Linked DNA regions of Homo sapiens: region 1 is linked to region 2. Evidence: chromatin loops called from intact Hi-C (ENCODE). Cell type or tissue: endothelial cell of umbilical vein. All regions are shown on one strand. Each heading gives the region's core, and the rest is flanking DNA. Links, peaks and the distances in the headings are about the cores only.

Region 1 (2,932 bases), core at 114-2,613, 510 kb after region 2:
TTTGTCAAAGAATGGGACTTGATAATGATGAAGTATATACTCCATAATGAAGACCTAGCTACCTAGCTATCCTTAATATCTATGCACCAAATAATATAACATAAAAATGCATAATGCCAAAAACTGGAAGTAGACATAAATGGATAGTAATACAAAACATACACACAATCTTTGACAAATGATATAGATTTAAAATAAGTACCGGCTGGGCGCAGTGGCTCACGCCTGTAATCCCAGCACTTTGGGAGGCAGAGGCGGGTGGGTCACCTGAGGTCAGGAGTTCAAGACCAGCCTCAACATGGAGAAACCCTGTCTCTACTAAAAATACAAAATTAGCCGGGCATGGTGGTGCATGCCTGTAATCCCAGCTACTCGGGAGGCTGAGGCAGGAGAATTGCTTGAACCTGGGAGGTGGAGGTTGCGGTGAGCTGAGATCATGCCACTGCACTCCAGCCTGGGCAACAAGAGCGAAACTCAGTCTCAAAAAAAATAATAAAATAAAATAAGTACCAATACAGAAAAAAATAAGTAACATAATAATATGGATGTTATATACATACACACATATATAAAATCAAATGAAGCAACTTTTAAAGACAAATGGAAAATGTGTTAAAGTTGGCAGGTAATAGCCCATAAAGAAAATTTCCATAAATTTTGTATTATAATTAAAGAATGTCACCTATACTATTTCACACTAGCAAATGTATTAAGATTTTCCGTAAGAGCCACACATAGATAATAGTTTTTAATTATGATGCCAGACATAAGAAATTTGCAATAACAATTAAGGCCAACAAACCAAGAACTGAAACATTCTCAAACAATTCAAGTCAAACAGGAAATCAAACTGAAACAGCCATATTAGGAGGTTGAAGGCTTGAGGGATCTTGGTTTTAATTTCCAGCCAAGGCCATCAGGTTAAACCTTTAGAAATAACTTCAAAAAGAAAATAAGGGAATACATAAGATTATAAATAATAAAAATCATACATAAAATTAATTGTTATCCTATACACAAATAATAACTTTTAAAATATAGGAGCTAGAAATATCTCACTTTCAATAGTGACTCTATCGGTCAGGGCCCAGCTAGCAATACAGAGTCCTGACATATAATAATTAAATAAGATAATTTAATGTGGGAACTAATTATAAAGGTATTAGAATAGCTGAAAGAGTAAATGAAGGAAGGTGCCATCAAAAAATTATTAACAGTGGAAAGTTGCTAATATCCCTAAGCTGGAAGGACAAAAGGAGAGGATGATATTCCTAGGGTCTAAGCACTGGGCCCACCAAAAATGCTGGAACTCTGACAGTACTGCCTCTTGAAAGCTGGGACTAAAGAGGGAGTTAAAGCACAGAGGAGACTGGACCAGAGCTTCCACCAGGAGCAGAGGGCTGGGTAGAAGTAGCCTCCCTTCTTCCGTGCTCCTTCCTTCCAGCATCTTCCCAGTGCCCCCTACTGGCTAACTTTAGATGAAAGTCACCCGGCAAGGGAGCCTGGGAATGCAGTTCACATGGTGTTCTCTTGTAACCTACAGGGAAAGGGAGGGAGATGGAATTGAAAGCAAACAGAAAAAAGACCATTGGCACAGCAAGCAAAAGAAAAAGAAGAAAAGAGAGAGAAAATTAGATCTATTTCCCATACTTCACCTAAAGGTCCTTGATAGGAATTGTGTTATGGGCAACGCATGTGTTTATTTAATTATTTTAAAATATGAGGGGAAAAACCCACATATATTGTATACAAATTCTATACAATAAAAAACAAGTTTATCTCTCACTTCATACCCCCAATCCCTCTACACAGCATAGCCACTGTTACTTATTTTGTGTATTCTTCTGGAAATTTCCCATATACACGCATGAATATTTTTAAATGTCCACAAGCACAAAATACCTATTATTCTATCTGGTTTTTTTCCACTTAGGTATGTATGTTGGAAACCTTGTCATAATTTATTTTTAAAAGTCTCCATTTGATGCATAAATAGGCCATTTCAAGGTTTTTTTATTATAGAGAATATATCACAAAAGTAAAGGAGTACTGATAAAATTATTTGGCTAGTGTCTTTACATGTCTGGTATTTGAAACAATCCAGTTAGCGTGTGTTGGGCCAGGGGCAATACAGCTAAAAGAAGAACATAAGTGGGATATGGGATTTGAAAGTAAGTCACTAAAACATGGAGCTATCTCACATTCATTGTTACTTATAATTCATTCCCATATGTTTGTGAATGTTTGGAAGGACATGCAGATGTAACCAATATGTGTATCTTTACCCCCAAGGCAATTGCACGTACCAATGTTTTTATTCTCCCAAAACTAAATAAAACCTGATCCCCTCTGTTTTAGCCAGGCCTATTCACTTGCCTCTGAAATTTTTCAGGTTTTTGAGATTGCTTAATTGTGTAACCTTGGACAAGGCCCTAATCTCTGTGGCCCTCAGTTTCCTCATTAAAATGAAAGTGTCATCTTAATCTATCCTGCTCTTACAAATTCAACAATTCTACTTGTCCCAGCTCTGACTATCACATTTTCAAGAGAAAAGAAAGAGCAGGCCGGGCATGGTGGCTCACGCTTATAATCTTAGCACTTTGGGAGGCTGAGGCGGACAGATAGCTTGAGCTCAGGAGTTCAAGACCAGCCTGGATAACATGGTGAAGCCTTGTGTGCACAAAATATAAAAAATAAAAAAATTAGTCAAGTATGGTGGCATGCACCTGTAGTCCCAGTTACTTGGGAGGCTGAGATAGAAGGATGGCTTGAGCCCAGGAGGTGGAGGTTGCAGTGAGCCAAGATTGTGCCACTGGACTCCAACCTGTGAGACAGAGCCAGACCCTGTCAAAAAAAAAAAAAAAAAGAGTGGACAAAATCCCCTCCCCTTAAAGAGAGGAGAGTTTGAAGCCCATTCTCAAATAATTTAAAA
Region 2 (2,932 bases), core at 304-2,803:
GACAAGAAGACTCAGCAAGTCAACTCTTTCCACCCTTTTATGCCTGCTTTATTCTAGCTGTGCTGGCAGCTGATTAGATGGTACCCACCCAGACCGAGGATGGCTCTGCCTCTCCCAGTCCAGTGACTCAGATGTTAATCTCCTTTGGCAATACCCTAATAGACACACACAGGATCAACACTTTGCATCCTTCAATCCAATCAAGTTGACACTCAATATTAACCATCACAAGAAGGTATAAGAAAACTATAGCCTGTGGGCTATATCTGGCCTGTCAACTGTTTTTATCAGTAAAGGTTTATTGTCACACAGCTATGCACATTTGTTTCCCTTTGTGTATGGCTTCTTTTATGCTAAATCAGCAGAGTTGAATAGTTGCAATAGAAACATATTCACAATAGCCAAGATGTGGAAACAACCTAAGTGTCTGTCATGGATCAATGGATAAAAACAACTGTGGTATATATATATATAATGGAATATTATTCAACCTCAAAAAAAACGAGATCCTGCCATCTGTGACCACATGGATGAACCAGGAGGACATTATGCTAAGTGAAATAAGACACGAACAGAAAGACAAATACTACATGATTTCACTTACATGTGGAATCTAAAAAAAAATCAAATTCTTAGAAGCAGAGAGTAGATGATAGTTACCAGGGGCAGGAGTGGGGTGGGGCTGTGTGTTGTTGGGGAGGTGGGGAAATGAGACGACATCGGTTAAAAGGTACAATGTTTCAGTTATGTAGGATGAATAAATTCTAGAGATCCAATGTACAGCATTGGGACTATAGTTAATAATACTGTACTGTATACTTGAAATTTACTAAGAGAGTAGATCTTCAGTGTTCTCACCACAAATGCAGAAAGGTAAATAGGTGGAGATGGATATGTTAATTAGCTTGACAGTAGTAATTAGTGCACTAAGTATATGTATATCAAAACACCATGTTGTACACCTTAAATATATACAGTTTTTATTAAGTAAAATAAAGATGCTTAACTTTCCAAAATGAAAGGATAAAAGGGAAAGGAGAAAGAAGCTTATGGCCTTCAAGGCCTAAAGTATTTACTATCTGAAAAACATTAAAAAATATTTGCCAACTGCTGCTCTAGAGGCCAGTGCTGGAGTGGAATGAAAAAAATAACAAATTCCTACTTTTACTAATTTGTGAGGAAATAACTTTTTTAAAAAAATTATTTATTAATTGGTTCTTATGATGATGAAAGCTTTTCAGCTTATTCAGACTATATCTAGAAAATTACATTATTAATACACAGGTTCATTCTTTAAACAGACAAAATAAGACATTCAACTGTTTTTAATCATCTTTATTTTTTCTAATAGTGACAATTATGCTTTTTTTTTTTTTTACGTTTTGGTTATTAACAAAAGTTTTTCGCATTCAAAGAACATTAAAAAACAAATGGTGAACAGAGTGTGATACCAGACTATGTCCAACAGGTGGCTGTATTTCTCAAAGTTTCAAAACCAGCCCAATTGCCTGTTGCATGCAAATTTCCATCTCAGTTTTCAGCTACCACACATTAATTCTGTGATTCCAGGATAATTAATTCTATAACAGAGGATTAAACAGTGGGGGTGGAAAGTGATAAGTAATCACATAACCAGAGATTATTTTATTGACTTTATTCAGATCAGTACTTCTATTCCTCATTCAACAGATTCAAAATCAATATTTGACCATGTCTTCAGCCTGGTTAGGCCCTCTGTGGTGCCCTCTCAAATTAAATAGGAAGTATATAGTAGAGGTGAGAATTTGTAGTTAAAGATATAGAATAGAGTCCTGTATGTGCCATGTGGTAGCTGAGTGAATTAGGAAGTTATTTGGCCCCTTGCTATGATTTAATCAGTAAAAAGAACTGAATAAGAATTCCTACTGTATCACAAGAGGTTTTCTATAGGATTTTGGGAAAACTCTTTATATCAACATGTTTTATACTAAATATTATTATTTCTATTCACTATCCTTTCTTTCTCTCTCAAATGCTTTTCACATTCTGTTCTACCAGAAATATCAATGGATAGATCTCATCTCACTAACTTTGAATGATCTCTAGATGATTGCATTGGCTTAATTGTTTAAAAGATTTGAAGGCATTCTTATTTCCTGAGCCCTGGCATCTGGACATTTGAAGCCATATCATACCAAATTATTTTCCAAGTATTTTCTCCTGAATATTTCTGTACTTCTGTTTGTCTGCTACAATGTTATTGGCCAACAAGGAATCTGGTTTTACTTAAAATTACTATTTACATTTTTTTGTTCAGGTTAGTGTGTCTTTGTCAGATATTCTCTTTTTAATCCTCATAAAATTATGCTATCCTTAGTCCATTATTTTAATATTGAAAGTTAATGTGCAGAAAATTGAATTCAGCAATTTGTATACTATATATAAGACACTGTGCTAAAAGTTTTAGTATCTACAATTCTAACCTCAGGAAGATTACAACCAAATGTGAAATACAATGAGAAGAGACAAGCCTCTAAGCTACAAGTCAGAAAAATCTACGATTTTCTACTCACTTTGTTACCAGATATCTACTTCTCATATCACTCTCTCTCTGCAGAAAAATTAAGGAGCAGTTAGTGGACTTGAAAAATGTTGGCAGGCTCTCTGTCTACCTCAGATACACACCTGTGCTTCTGGATTTGCCATATCAAGTTGTTTCATTTGACCTGGTCTTTACATGACCCTATAGTCATCAGGATAACAACAGATGTTTAAGGTATCTGTGTGGCTATGTGATAATCCTAGTTCTGTTTTGTCCCCTTTTGTTTTATTTTTATTTGTAATTGATAAATAATCATATATATTTATGGGGTACAATGTGATATTTGGATATATGTGTACATTGTGCAATGATTGTATTAAGCTAATTCACGTGTCCATTTTTTTGGACATT

What was found. A loop is a pair of places that touch in the nucleus more often than their neighbours do. Peaks named below come from ENCODE experiments on the same cell type or tissue, not always from the same donor. Only the 100,000 strongest peaks of a DNase experiment are listed, where the experiment ranks them.
Region 1: it touches region 2 in a loop (14-fold over the local background); 15 of 110 quality-filtered maps call a loop at or near these places.

Annotation. Positions count from the first base shown.
Region 1 is chr3:99,531,002-99,533,933 of GRCh38, forward strand. All of the region lies in intron 1 of LOC105374007 (a long non-coding RNA gene), which reads right to left. The region is part of intron 1 of LOC105374005 (a long non-coding RNA gene); the gene reads right to left. Among named protein-coding and RNA genes, the nearest start is that of COL8A1, 110 kb to the right of the region's middle. In endothelial cell of umbilical vein, for the core only: a CTCF peak has its summit at 1,469 (motif pointing left); a DNase peak (open chromatin) is centred at 1,470; H3K27ac peaks cover 219 bases.
Region 2 is chr3:99,022,314-99,025,245 of GRCh38, forward strand. No RefSeq gene overlaps it. Among named protein-coding and RNA genes, the nearest start is that of LINC00973, 110 kb to the left of the region's middle. In endothelial cell of umbilical vein, for the core only: a CTCF peak has its summit at 1,461 (motif pointing right); a DNase peak (open chromatin) is centred at 1,498.